Linked DNA regions of Homo sapiens: region 2 is linked to region 1. Evidence: chromatin contacts called from ENCODE Hi-C data. All regions are on one chromosome and are shown on one strand. The core of a region is the stretch at or near the end of the contact, and the rest is flanking DNA. Distances in the headings are between cores, read along the strand shown.

Evidence for each region. Hi-C counts contacts between places; a loop is a spot of excess contacts on that map. Pooled maps may share reads with other maps.
Region 2: a pooled map shows a loop between it and region 1 (6-fold over the local background). The contact joins the promoter of ARHGAP30 here to the enhancer-like site in region 1. A Hi-C loop is called at or near these places in 4 of 50 pooled maps.

Annotation. Positions count from the first base shown.
Region 1 is chr1:160,637,513-160,644,236 of GRCh38, reverse strand. SLAMF1 (signaling lymphocytic activation molecule family member 1) reads left to right here. Exons shown (of 7, transcript NM_003037.5): 2 at 6,708-6,724. Among named protein-coding and RNA genes, the nearest start is that of SLAMF1, 6.2 kb to the left of the region's middle. RefSeq lists an enhancer at 3,508-3,667. Within about 2 kb of position 2,661, at least 5 of the 41 ENCODE cell types and tissues checked have a DNase peak (open chromatin) inside an H3K27ac peak, as active enhancers do.
Region 2 is chr1:161,064,897-161,071,620 of GRCh38, reverse strand. ARHGAP30 (Rho GTPase activating protein 30) reads left to right here and starts at 1,730. Exons shown (of 12, transcript NM_001025598.2): 1 at 1,730-2,093. The coding sequence starts at 1,997. NECTIN4 (nectin cell adhesion molecule 4) reads left to right here. Exons shown (of 9, transcript NM_030916.3): 9 at 1-623. RefSeq lists a silencer at 1,845-1,994 and an enhancer at 1,891-2,437.

The DNA of each region.
Region 1 (6,724 bases), core at 1,412-3,911:
TGTATCCAGGTCCCATGGTAAAAATTAGAATGTGCTATCTATAATTGAAAAATATGAGTTGAATTGAATTGGAATAAATTGAAGTATAGAAATGTCCAAAAGGTGAGAGACTGATAAAAATCACAGAAGAACGTAGAGGGCATATAAGAAGTATTTGACCTGGAATTTGGAAAATGAAAACTTTTTTTCATCATGCAAATGTTCATTTAATTTTTTTTTGTTAACTAGTTTGTTTATTGATTATCACATCTATAAAACATGTCATGTCTATGAAACTTCAACAGTACACAAGAGTATTTAGTGAAGACTAATTTCCCTTCCATACCTCATGCTGGAGGCAACCACTGTGACCAGTTTCTTGTGTGTCTTTCCAAATGTATAGGTCTTCGTGTTTGATAGATCAGTACGGTGACTATAGTTAACAATAATCTATTGTACATATCAAAATAACTGGAAGAGAATAATTCAAATGTTCTTAGCATAAAGAAAAGAGAAATACTCAAGGTGATACATATCCCAATTAACCCGATTTGATCTTTACACAACATGTGAGTGTATCAGACAGCACATGTGCCCTGAAAATATATACATCTATTATGTATCAATTTTTTAACATGGCAGAGAAGAAATCAGAGATAAAGAGGGTGGGGAAATAAAACTTCTCTCGACTTTTCAGTGTCCTGGTGAAGAGTACTAGCTCTGACATTTTTTCATACCATAAGAATTAAATCTGTAGTTATTTGCATAGGTAATTGCTCTGATCCAAACGAATAATAAAATTTTTCCCGAGAGGAGCAAATGGTTATAGCCTGAACAAGGTCCCTAGGTAGAGCGCCCAGGGTGCCATGAAGCCTGGAGTCACTATCTTCCTAAGCAGGCCAGCATAAGCTTGTGCCATCATTATGCAGCATGCAAGAAGGAATGAGCCCCAGAACTTGGAGTCAAGTCCCAGGACTTGCCATAAAAGCCAAGACATGTAACGGACTATCTGGCTCCTGGAGAGATTTATCTACCTACCAAAGTGTTGGAATAAGGAGCAGACCTTTAAGACGGGGAGGGGGGATAGCTGCCTCCTCCCTCTTTTATAGGTAGGGAAAATAATTTGTCCTTGTTTCTTACCTATGGAGTGTCTGTTTACTCACATAGAGCAATTGACCTTGCTCTTATCACATCATCCTAGGGGGAAGTGGGGGGCCAAAGCATTTACTATTTACTGTGAGTCATTTAATAAGAAATTTAACTCTAATCCAGTATATCTCATGTGCACATTTGGGATAAAGTTAATAAAAATGAATATTAAAAACTTAGCCCCAAATAAATGGGTCCGATGGGCTTGATTTTTATGGAACTTGAGAAGGAGCGTTCTAGAAGGAGGCACAAATGCAGAGGTAAAGGGTTTCAAGTGTTCTTGGCAAGTTGTCTGTTGTACCTGAAACCTAGGGTTTATATTTAAGGCACTTCCATGTCCTCAGCTGGCAAGTGGGGAAAAGGGTCCCCACCACTTTCTTCCATAATATACCTCTTAGGGATACTATAAAGGCAAATCAGAGTACATTCTGCTTTTGGAGGGAGGAGAACTTGGACTCTGTGTTGTCATTTGCTCATTTTTCATTCATCCCATTCTGTTTTATTAATTCACTTGGGCAACAAGGATTTACTGAGCTCCTACTATGTCCCAGGTGGGTGTTAGGGATACTGTAGTGAATAAAACAGACACAGTCCCTACTCTTGGAAGCTTATAAGAGTGGGGGATTACAGGCATTGAACCAGAGTTGAACACGTGATGAATGATATGAAGGAGTGCGTTCATTGTCCATTGGAAGTCTGTGACAGGAAAACCCAACCTAAGTCAGGAGTCAGGAAAGTCTTCCCTATGAAAGAGATGTCAAAATGGAGACCAGAAAGATGGAAGTTGTTAGCTAGGCAAATAAAGAGTGGTTATAGCCTCTAAGGCTAGGGAACGTACATACTAATAGTCTAAGATAGAAAGACCCAGCAGTGCCAAATAATAAAAATAGGACTTTGACTGATGGGGATACAGTTTAAAAAGCAAACACAGACAAGATGTCTTTTCTTTCTGAGCCTAAATTTACCAAAAGAACTGTGGGGTCTGTAAGTTCTGTTCCTTCTGTACCTGAAAGAATACTGTAGCAAGATGCTAAAAGCACATATGAAAGTGTCAGGGCTAGGCAAAAAAATATAATACAATAAAACAAAAAGAGTTATCATTAGGTAGAAGCCCATCTTGTGAGAGGGTTGGCTAAATCCTACTATTAATAATTTTTGACCAAACTCCATAGGCCCATGTGAATCACTCATTTTTCGAAGTAGAATTACCCATGAAGGAAAGTGAGTTGGTGTTAACAGCTACAAATGTTTCCTCCCAGACTCTTTTAGTAAATAAGGGCTGGCTGAATCACAGACACACTGGAAAACACTCATCTAGCAGGATGTTTCAGGAGCAGGGACGCCACTCGAGGGGTTTTATGAACCACTTTAAAGCCCCCACTTATTTTTCCACCTTGTGCTTATGTGAGGGTGATCTCAAGTACCCCCTCCAGACCCCAACACTCACACACTCAGGTATTGCGTCATCATTCTTTATGTGGGTTGTGGGGTATAAGGGTCTCTTCCTGATGAAGTTTTGGTTCCACTCCTCATGACTGAGTGTGCATAAAACCACTCAGCCTCTCTCATCTACCCCTCCCTTTTCCTCTTCCTCTTTCTCCTTCTATGTTCTTTCGTTTATTTTATTTTTTTATTTTTTTATTTTTTTGGTTATTCCCTACCTCTCTTATATCCCTCTTTCTCCTCCCCCAATCAACTCCAAGTTCTGAAAGCAACCATGGCGCAAAGAGTGTGCAAGGTTAGGTGGGGAAGGAGTGCATGGGAGCCATTTTGGGGAGTGGTGGCGATGGGTTATGGCCTGAAAATGGGATTTTTTATTCTTTTTTTCTCCCTATCAAAGTTGGTCTTTAAAAATCAACACTACGCTAGCAATTTTTAATCTTGTTTTGAATCTCAGATCCCTTTAAGAGATGGCATTTATGGATGTGCTCCCAGAAAAATATGTATACGCTCATCTATACAACTTTTTATACAAAAGTCTGGAAGTTCATACTTGCACATATGGCTTTAAATTTTTTCTCATTTCTTTATACACAGAAGTTTAGGTTCAGGATTCAAGAAGTTACTCTTTTAGGTACTGTGCCTACAAGTCAGGTATGTAGCCACCAAAGGGGTCACATTATCTAGACAGTCAGGCATCCATAAGTGTGGTGGAAGAAAATCCAACATGCTTCCCAGTATATTAATGTAAAAACAACCACCACCACCACAATAACTATAATGTTCCTCATGTCATCAAGCAGCAGGGGAGAGCACTCTGTTTTAAGCTTAATATATTCGCAATATTTTAAAAGACAAATGCCTAATTGCCTTTCTCACTTTTCCTCAACAATTAAGAATTTCAATCACTCTAGGCCAGATTTTAGCCCAGATAGACTTCTTTTTCTTCTTCCCCAATCACTGAATCTCTAGTCTACTATTAGCTGAGCCCTTTACTGAGCAACATGGGGATTTCGGGGTATTTTGGTGACAAGAATATTTGGGCCAGTGTGTCCAATTTTCCAATAGCTCATCTTAGCCACAAGTCAGTTGTGAAAGAGTCTCTTCTAGGTAGCTGCATTACTTAAGCTGATGGTTCTATTTTACTCTCTGACTTTCTTATCAGCTAGAACAATCTATGCTCTCTTTGAGTCATGGGCTCCTTCTTTTATGAACACTAGCTTATGGTTAAGTTCAGATATATATATATGTGTATGTATATATATATGTATGTGTGTGTGTATATATATATATGTGTGTGTGTGTGTGTATATATATATATATATATATATATATATATATATGACAAACCTAATAACCTAAATAAGAGGCTTTGGTCAGGTATTATGGTTTTCAGCATTCATTCATTGAACAGATATTTATTAAATGCCTCCTATATACTAAGCACATAGCACCTGTTTGTAGGTCTTGGGGTCAAAATAGTGAACAAAATGAAGTTCTTCCTCTTGAGGCTTTTGCATTCTAGTGGGAGAGACAAAAATAAAACAAACAAATATACAGTATAATATAATGCAGTGATAAGTGCAGAAAGAAACACAAAGCTATTTTAGATAGATGGTCAGAGGAGGCCTCTTGGAGGAGAAACTGTTTTGAGCAGATACCTAAAATAAAGTGAAAGAATGAGCTACCCAGGTATGGAAGGGAAGAAATTCTTCAGAGAGAGGAACAGCAAAAGCAAAAGTTCTGAGACAGGAATGTTCTTGGTGGGTTTAAGAAACAGCCAGGAGCCAGTGTGGCCGTAGCACAGTGAGCAAAGAGGAGGGCAGGAAATGGAGTTGGAACAGTGCCACGGACTGGGCATGCAGGGCCTTTGAAGCCATATCAATAATGGACTATGGTTTTATTCTATCGGTGCTAGAAAGCCACAGAAATTTAAAAGCAGGAGAGAGACAAAATAGGACATGGTTTTTAAAGATGATTCCATCTATTGTATGAATGCAGGGAGATCAGCTGGAAGAAGACGGCAGTACCCAGGCCTGGGATGATGGTGGTGGAAATGCAGGAGGTGAAAAGGGTTCAGATACCAGACATATTTTGAAGTCAGAGCCAGGAGGATTTGCTGTTAAAATGAGTGTGGAGTATGGCTGGGCACAGTGGCTCATGCCTGTAATCCCAGCACTTTGGGAGGCCGAGGCGGGCAGATCACTTGAGGTCAGGAGTTCGAAACCAGCCTGGCCAACATGGTGAAACCCCGTCTTTACTAAAAATACAAAAAATTAGCAGTGCATGGTGGCAGGCACCTGTAATCCCAGCTACCCAGGAGACTGAGGCAGGGGACTTGCTTGAGCCCGGGAGGCAGAGGTTGCAGTGAGCCGAGATCGCAACATTGCACTCCAGCCTGGGCGACAGCACAAGACTCCATCTCACAGAAAAAAAAAAATTGAGTTTGGAGTATGCGAGAAAGAAAGGAATCAAGGATGTTTCCAGTGTTTTGGCCTGACAAATTGGCTGAATTATAATGTTTGCAGAAGGTGTTCTGGAACCAAGAGTTTGTTTGCTAAGTTTGAAATGCCCTTTAGACCTCCAAGTCCTGTCTTGTGTAGGCAGTTGGGAGTGCAGTGAAGGTTTTGGTTGGGAGATATAACCCTGTAGCATCCCAGAAATATGTCAGACTGTGCAATTGGGTGAGAAACTGGATGAGTGTGGATGAGAATGAGAACTCCGAGTACTGAGATGCTCCAGTATTTAGAAGTCCAGAAGAGCAGAAGGCTCCTGCCAAGAAAACTGAGCAGAGGCAACCTATATAGGATAGGAGAAAAACCGGGAGAGTATGTTGTTCCCTGAGCCAAATGATGACAGCGTTTGAAGGAGGGATGGATGAACTATGTCAAGTACCCCTGAGAAAGCAAGTAAGATAAGAACTTTGACTTGGCTTAGTGGAGTAGACAGTGACCTTGACAAAGGTGGTTCCAGCGAGCAGTGGGGAAGAACACCTGTTTATAGTGGGTCCAAGGAAAAATGGGTCTGGAAATGGGAAAAGAAACTATAAACACACATTAAAGCACTTTGCTGTAAAGGAAAACAGAAATGGAGAGGTATCTGGGGATGGACCTGGGATCAGGGGAGATAGTTTTAATATAAGGAAACTACAAGTTTATATGTTGTGTATTGATGGAAATAACCTAGTAAAAAAAAACCTGATAATGTGAGGGACAGAGGCAATTGCCGAAACAAAGCCTTGAAGTAGGTGAGTGCTCCGTGGAGGAAGAGGCTCGACTTAAGTGGGAATGTAGACCATCCATCCAGGTAGGTAGGTTGATTTAGTGGTGGTAATAAGTGGAAGTTCTCTTTTTGTGTTTTCTATTTTATACTTCAGTGAAACAAAAAGCAAAGTCGTCACATGAGAGAGGAGGGGGAAAGGCAGGTTGTGGGTTTGAGGAGAGAGGAGGTGTGAAATAATCAGCAGCAGGAACCCTCATAGTGGTTTGAAAGGCTCTTGGTATTTTTTTTTTTAACCTTGTTGTTGGCTCAGCTTTTTTGGAAAAGAGAAATACAGTAATATCTCACTGTCGACATTATTAACTATCTCAGGGTGTTTGGAGAGAGAGGATTCCACAGTTTGAACACTGGGCTTATCACTTCCTGACTCCACATTCCTCAGATTTTTCTGTTTTCCTCATGATCTGAAATGCTTCCTGGGCTCATGAGCTCAGAATCACTTTTATTTGCTCTCCATCCTTCATCCTGTATATTCAATGGTGGAAAAAACCCTGGTAGAGGAATTAGCAGAACTGAATTCTAATCCTGACTCTGCCACTTACTAGTTAGGGAAGCCATTTAACTTCTCTGTGCTTTTTAGATGCCTGAACAATAAATCTGAGTTGATAAAGACCCAGTACTCTAGTTAATCTATACAACTCTATCCTAAGTAATTTGAAGATTTCTATTGACAGTTTTGAAGTATTGAGAATATAGTGGGGATCCTCAAGGCAGTTCTTATAGACCACGAAGGACTTGGCAACCCCAGGGATAGCCAAAGAGGAAGAGGGAGAGCCTCCAGTCTGTCCTTCCTGATCTGCTGACACGATGTTGTCTAAAGGCCTTAATAATAAGGGACTCTCTTCTCCTCCCTCCCACAGGTGGGCGCATGATGAAC
Region 2 (6,724 bases), core at 481-2,980, 430 kb before region 1:
GTTAATTCCTGTGATTGTGAAAGGGGCTACTTCCAAGGCATCTTCATGCAGGCAGCCCCTTGGGAGGGCACCTGAGAGCTGGTAGAGTCTGAAATTAGGGATGTGAGCCTCGTGGTTACTGAGTAAGGTAAAATTGCATCCACCATTGTTTGTGATACCTTAGGGAATTGCTTGGACCTGGTGACAAGGGCTCCTGTTCAATAGTGGTGTTGGGGAGAGAGAGAGCAGTGATTATAGACCGAGAGAGTAGGAGTTGAGGTGAGGTGAAGGAGGTGCTGGGGGTGAGAATGTCGCCTTTCCCCCTGGGTTTTGGATCACTAATTCAAGGCTCTTCTGGATGTTTCTCTGGGTTGGGGCTGGAGTTCAATGAGGTTTATTTTTAGCTGGCCCACCCAGATACACTCAGCCAGAATACCTAGATTTAGTACCCAAACTCTTCTTAGTCTGAAATCTGCTGGATTTCTGGCCTAAGGGAGAGGCTCCCATCCTTCGTTCCCCAGCCAGCCTAGGACTTCGAATGTGGAGCCTGAAGATCTAAGATCCTAACATGTACATTTTATGTAAATATGTGCATATTTGTACATAAAATGATATTCTGTTTTTAAATAAACAGACAAAACTTGTTCTGTCTGGCTCCTGTCTTGCCCCTTGAACTGTGTAAGCTCTGAGTCACATACTCTCTGTCTCGGTACCATCCTTCCTGTAGTCCCAAGTAGGGGAAGACTTAGGATGCCTGTAGCTGGGAGGGAAGGGAAAGAATTGGCCTCCACAAGGCCTTTGGCCATCTCTGAGAGTCCCCTGGTAGGAAAGTGAAGCTAAGAACCCTTTCGAGGATGGCCAGTACCTTAGTTTGCAAAGTGTTTTAAATTCCTTTTTTTTTTTTTTTTGAGATGAAGTCTCACTTTGTCACCCAGGCTGGAGTGCAGTGGCACTATCTCAGCTCACTGCAACCTCCGACTCCCAGGTTCAAGCGATTCTCTCACCTCAGCCTCCCGTATAGCTGGGATTACAGGCACCCGTCACCATGCTCAGTTAGTTTTTGTATTTTTAGTAGAGACAGGGTTTCACCATGTTGGCCAAGCTGGTCTCGAACTCCTGACCTCAGGTGATTCACCCGCCTCAGCCTCCCAAAGTGCTGGGATTACAGGCGTGAGCCACTGCGCCCAGCCTGAATTCCTTATTGTACTGGAGACTCAACAACAGCTATGTGAAATAGGCAGCAGTGTACCCTTTTTTACAGGTAAAGAAACTGAAACTCAAGTTAAATGAGTTTTACAGACTCTTAGAGGTGGGAGGATTTAAAGGTCCTCTAGTCTGCTCCCTTCATTTTCCTAGGTTTGGAAACTGAGGCTCAGTGAAGTAATGCGATTTGACTGAGGTGCTAGATCCATCAGAGGCAGAACCCAGGCATCCTCCCTTGTGAGTGTGCTTTTTACAGCCCTGTGTCAACTTGCTCCCAGGCAAGCCCCAGGTCTCTACCTTGGACCCAAGAATTCTGGTCTCTAAGGGAGTTGGTCACCTGCTCACACCACAGACGCCATCACCCCACCCCAGGGCTCTGACATCACCTCCCCTGACCAATGAATGAAGTCCAAGCAAAGGGTGAGGATGTGAATGTCAGCTACCTCCCCCACCCTAGGCCCTGTGGTTGCAAAGATGCTCTAACAGGAAGTGGGTTAAGGAGCTGCACTGCTTCCTGCCCCCTAAAGCTGAGCGGGGCGAGGAGGGCGAGTGCCAGGCTGGGCCACGAGACACAGGACACAATTTCTTGCCAGGGTCCTGGTAGCTTCCTCTTCAACAGCCACTTCCGTGTGGCCGGGGCCCCAGGGGCAGGAGCTGCTGCCCGTTGCCCAGGCCACCCTCCACCCCCAATTGGGAGCCCTGCCCCCCTGGGGCCGGGCCAAGCCCAGCAGCTGGCTGGGATCCCATGGGGGACTGGTAGGGCACAGGTCTTGGGGGATAGAGGTGACCGGGCCAGTGCCCTGGGGCTCTGGCCATGAAGTCTCGGCAGAAAGGAAAGAAGAAGGGCAGCGCAAAGGAGCGGGTTTTTGGGTGCGACTTGCAGGAGCACCTGCAGCACTCAGGCCAGGAGGGTAAGGAGGCCGGCTCAGCTTCTGCAGGGTGGGTGGGGAGGCACTGGGCATCTGCAGCCCGATCCAGCCTGAAGGGCAGAAGCAGTTTCCGGTGCTCCTGGGGAAGGGGCAGTGGCCTGGGGTCACCATTCAAGAGAACTGTAAGTGGGCAAGACAGGAAATGTGGCTCAGTGAAGAAGGCAGGGCGGCTCCCTTGTGTAACTTTCTGGGGATGGGGTGGCTGAGGGGATGAGAATGTGAGTACCCAGGTAGCAGTGAGGGGGAGGATGGAGAGACTGGAAACCGAGGAGGAGTGGATGAAACAGCGGGCAGGTGACTGGGAACAGGAGAGGGAGGGTGAGGCGACAGGGTCAGGAGAGGAGTGGCTGAAGGGGAAATGATTATCCTTAGGTCTGAATGAAAGGAGACAGGGAAATGGCCCCAGAAGGGTCTCAAGATGGCCCTTGAGGCGGGTGGTTTCCTGGCTGGAGAACACCCAAGGACAAGGTCATGGGCTCTGTTCCCACTGCAGCCTTGCTGGGCCGCAGGGGATGATGTCGGGCTGGAAACAACCTCTGCCCCTAGTCTTTGTGATTCTCTTGTTGTCCCTGTGCAAAAGAGAAACAGGTTCAAAGTGGGGGGCAAGGGGAGAAGCTGCTGAAATGGGGAAGAATGAAAGAGAGGGTGTGAGGCCTGGCTTGAAGCTGGAGGTGGAGGGTGCAAAGGAGGGTGGGTGTGGAGCTGTCTGTGGAGCTCACCCAGCTCCCTCCCTGGGTTACCTTAGAGTGGGCTTTGAAGCCAGAAGGACCAGGGACAATATCAGGTTCACAACGGGGCCTGGCATGGAGCAGCCACTCAAAATCATTTCTTGATTCAATTTGAAATTGAACCCAGGCACCCTGGCTGCCCAGCCCAGCTTGTTTTTGGCACTTCAAGCTCCTCCTAGAGAAAGGCATAATTCTTTCCCCACTCCACCCCATTCCACCCCACCCCAATCTGTCATTTCCTCTTTGTCCCCTCCTCTGCTCTGGGCTGTGGTGCTTGCAGCGGAGGGAGGGTGATGGTGGTTCCCAGATCATTTCCTGCTCTTAGCCCCGCCCCTGCGTCCCCAGACACCTCCTTCCCCTTTTCTCCTCCAGTGAGAGGACCCCTATCCCCATTGCCCTTGGTTAAGGGAAAGCCCAGACCCCAAGGAAGAGTGTTAAACAGCTGAAGCGAGCTTATTTGAGCCTTCCTCTTCTCACTGGGCAGAGTGGAGGTGGCACAGCCATCAGTGCAGGGCTTACTCCTTTCTAAGGGACTCCTCTCAAGAGCTATGATTCTTAGCCAAGGATTATGAGATTTAATTGGGGATGATGTGCTCCTCCCAGCTCAATGCAAACCCTCAGTTCAGCCTTTCCTGGTACTGCCCTTTTTTGTGGTCCACCAACCAATTTTATCTTGAAACACTGAACCCACAGCCAGCCCAGACCCTGCTCCTATAACCCTCCCGGCCTCTTCCTGGATTCCTAGCAGGGAAGGGGCACACTCTCTAGAGGGGACAGACAGATCTGATTGCTGAATCCTGATCCTAGGTGAATCCGAGAGCAGGAGACCAGAACCTCACAGAACCCAAGGGTGGGTTGATCTTGGGCACCAGAGTAGCAGTGGTGGCTCCTTCCCTATCCCTCAGGTCTTCCTGGTACAGAGAGGTGGAAAGTGGAAGGAAGGACAGAGAGAGGCTGGTGATGGTTCCTCTCTTTAATCCAACATCCACAAAAAAATGAGAGCAGAGAGATCTTTGTTTTCGCTTAATTTATCCTCCCTGATCACGTTGGTCTCCCCCATCCCCACAGCCTTGCTCCATCTCAGCCCTCTCTCCAGCTCTTTGCCCCCACATGGGTCTCTTCCTTCCTTAAGCCCTGTATATACTGAATTCTTTCTTTTCCTAATCTTTGATAGATTGTTCAGGTTTCTTTCTTTCTTTCTTTCTTTCTTTTTTGAGATGGAGTCTTGCTCTGTCCCAGGCTGGAGTGTAGTGGGGTGATCTCGGCTCACTGCAACCTCTGCCTCCCAGGTTCAAGCAGTTCTCCTGCCTCAGCCTCCAGAGTAGCTGGGATTACAGGCAGGCACCACCACACCCAGCTAATTTTTGTATTTTTAGTAGAGACAGGGTTTCACCATGTTGGCCAGGCTGGTCTCGAACACTGACCTCATGATCCACCCGCCTCGGCCTCCCAAAGTGCTGGGATTACAGGCGTGAGCCACCGCACCTGGCCGATTGTTCAGGTTTCTAATTCTCAGGTCCCTAAGCTTTTGGCCTTCCTCCCTGACCCTACTCTTATTTCCTCGATGTCTCCATCCCTTTGACTTCATCGCTCCAATCCTGTCTGTAGGTTTTATCTCTGATCTCATCTCTCTGATCTCTATCTCCCTAACTCCCCCATCTCTGTGACCCTGTTGTCTCTTCCCCCATCTCCTTGACCCAGTTCTTCTATGGCTGTGACTCCTTAGGCTTTTGAGTGTCCCCTTTAAAGGACTCTGGAGGTTCAAAATCAGCAGAGAAGGATAGGATAGAGAAGACCTGGTTTGTATGCTGCTCATGTGACAAAAACCTGGTGGTTTAGGTGACAGCAGACTATTTATGAGTCAAAAGAGTTGGCTTAGCATTAGGCACCCGAGAGTACAGCAGCAGCTCAGACAAGGAGGGGCCTGCCCTATCTCTGCATTCAATGCTGGGAACCTGAGGTCAGTGGGATCCTAGAAAATGGGAGTAGGTACTGAAACGATGGATGGTGAACTGTAGGACTGAGACTAAGACGAGGCAAGAGACATGACTAGGGTGCAAAATTTAAGGAAGCACTCACTTTCAGTGTCGTACAATTGCCCTAGGTGCCTTTTTTTTTTTTTTTTTTTTTTTTTTTTGAGATGCAGTCTTGCTCTGTCACCCAGGCTGGAGTGCAGCACAACCATCTTGGCTTACTGCAACCTCGACCTCCAGGGTTCAAGCAATTCTCCCTGCCTCAGCCTCTCGAGTAGCTGGGACTACAGGCACCACCACGCCTGGCTAATTTTTGTACTTTTTAGTGGAGACGGGGTTTTGCCATGTTGGCCAGGCTAGTCTTGAACTCCTGAGCTCAGGTGATCCACTCGCCTCGGCCTCCCAAAGTGCTGGGATTACAGGTGTGAGCCACCACACCAGGCCCCTAGATGCCTCATTCTCAAGGAGGTACTCAAGACCGTGCATGGGCATGGTTGGCATCTCCATGGCCCTGAGAATAAGTGCTTCCTTAAATTTTGCACACTAGATGCTTCCCTAATCCCACCCAACTCCTGGCTGTGGTGTGCAGGAGGATGAAGGGTCTGAAAGCCAGGTCGTATGAGGAGAGTTGAAAGATTTTGGTTGGCTGAGCATGGTGGCTCACGCCTGTAATCCCAGCACTTTGGGAGGCCAAGGCGGGTGGATCACTTGAGGTCAGGAGTTTGAGGCCAGCCTGGCCAACATGGTGAGATTCCGTCTCTACTAAAAATACAAAAATTAGCTGGACATGGTGGTGTGCGCCTGTAGTCCCAGCTACTCGGGAGGCTGAGGCTTCAGTGAGCCAAGACTGCACCACTGCACTCCAGCCTGGGCAACAAAGTGAGACTCTGTCTCAAATAAATAAATAAATAAATAAATAAATAAATAAATAAATAAATAAGGGGCCGGGTGCAGTGGCTCACGCCTGTAATCCCAACACTTTGGGAAGCCAAGGTGGGTGGATCACCTGAGGTCGGGAGTTTGAGACCAGCCTGACCAACATGGAGAAACTCTGTCTCTACTAGAAATATAAAAATTAGCCGGGCAGAGTGGTGGGTGCCTGTAATCCTAGCTACTTGGGAGGCTGAGGCAGGAGAATCTCTTGAATCTGGGAGGCGGAGGTTGCAGTGAACTGAGATCGCGCCATTGCACTCTCCAGCCTGGGCAACAAGAGTGAAACTCCGTCTCAGAAAAAAAAAGAAAAGAAAAAAGAAAAAAGAAAAAGAAAAAAGAAAAAGGAAAGATTGGGATTGATGAATTTATTGATTATTTTCTTCATTCCATATTTCTGTCATACTTTATTCAACAAAGAGCTTGGAATGACTTTCAAAACCTAAAACTTTACAAAAAATTAGAATAAATGATTGAAGGAATTGGGTTGAAGGAAAAACAAGAGGAAGAGAAAGATCAGCACCCAGAAATGCATATTACATTGTTCTGTATGGTTCTTAGAGGTGGGCTCTGAGCTTCCTAGTGGTTAAAGAGGTAAACATAGGCCAGGCCCAGTGGCTCACGCCTGTAATCCCAGCACTTTAGGAGGCCGAGGCAGGCAGATCACTTGTGGTCAGGAGTTCGAGGCCAGCCTGGCCAACATGGTGAGACCCCATCCCTACTAAATAACATAAAAATTAGCAGGGCATGGTGGCGTGCACCTGTAGTCCTGGCTACTCAGGAGGCTGAGGCACCAGAACTGCTTGAATGCACCCCAACTCAAAATAAATAAATAAATAAACATAATCAAGTGCAAGACTCATGGGCCCATAAGGAAAAAAAGTTAGATGGTTTAGGAGAACCACAGCTTTTTCCCCCTTCCCTTCCCTTCTTCCCTTCCCTTCCCTTCCTTTCCTTTTCTCTTCCTTCCCTCCCTCCCTTC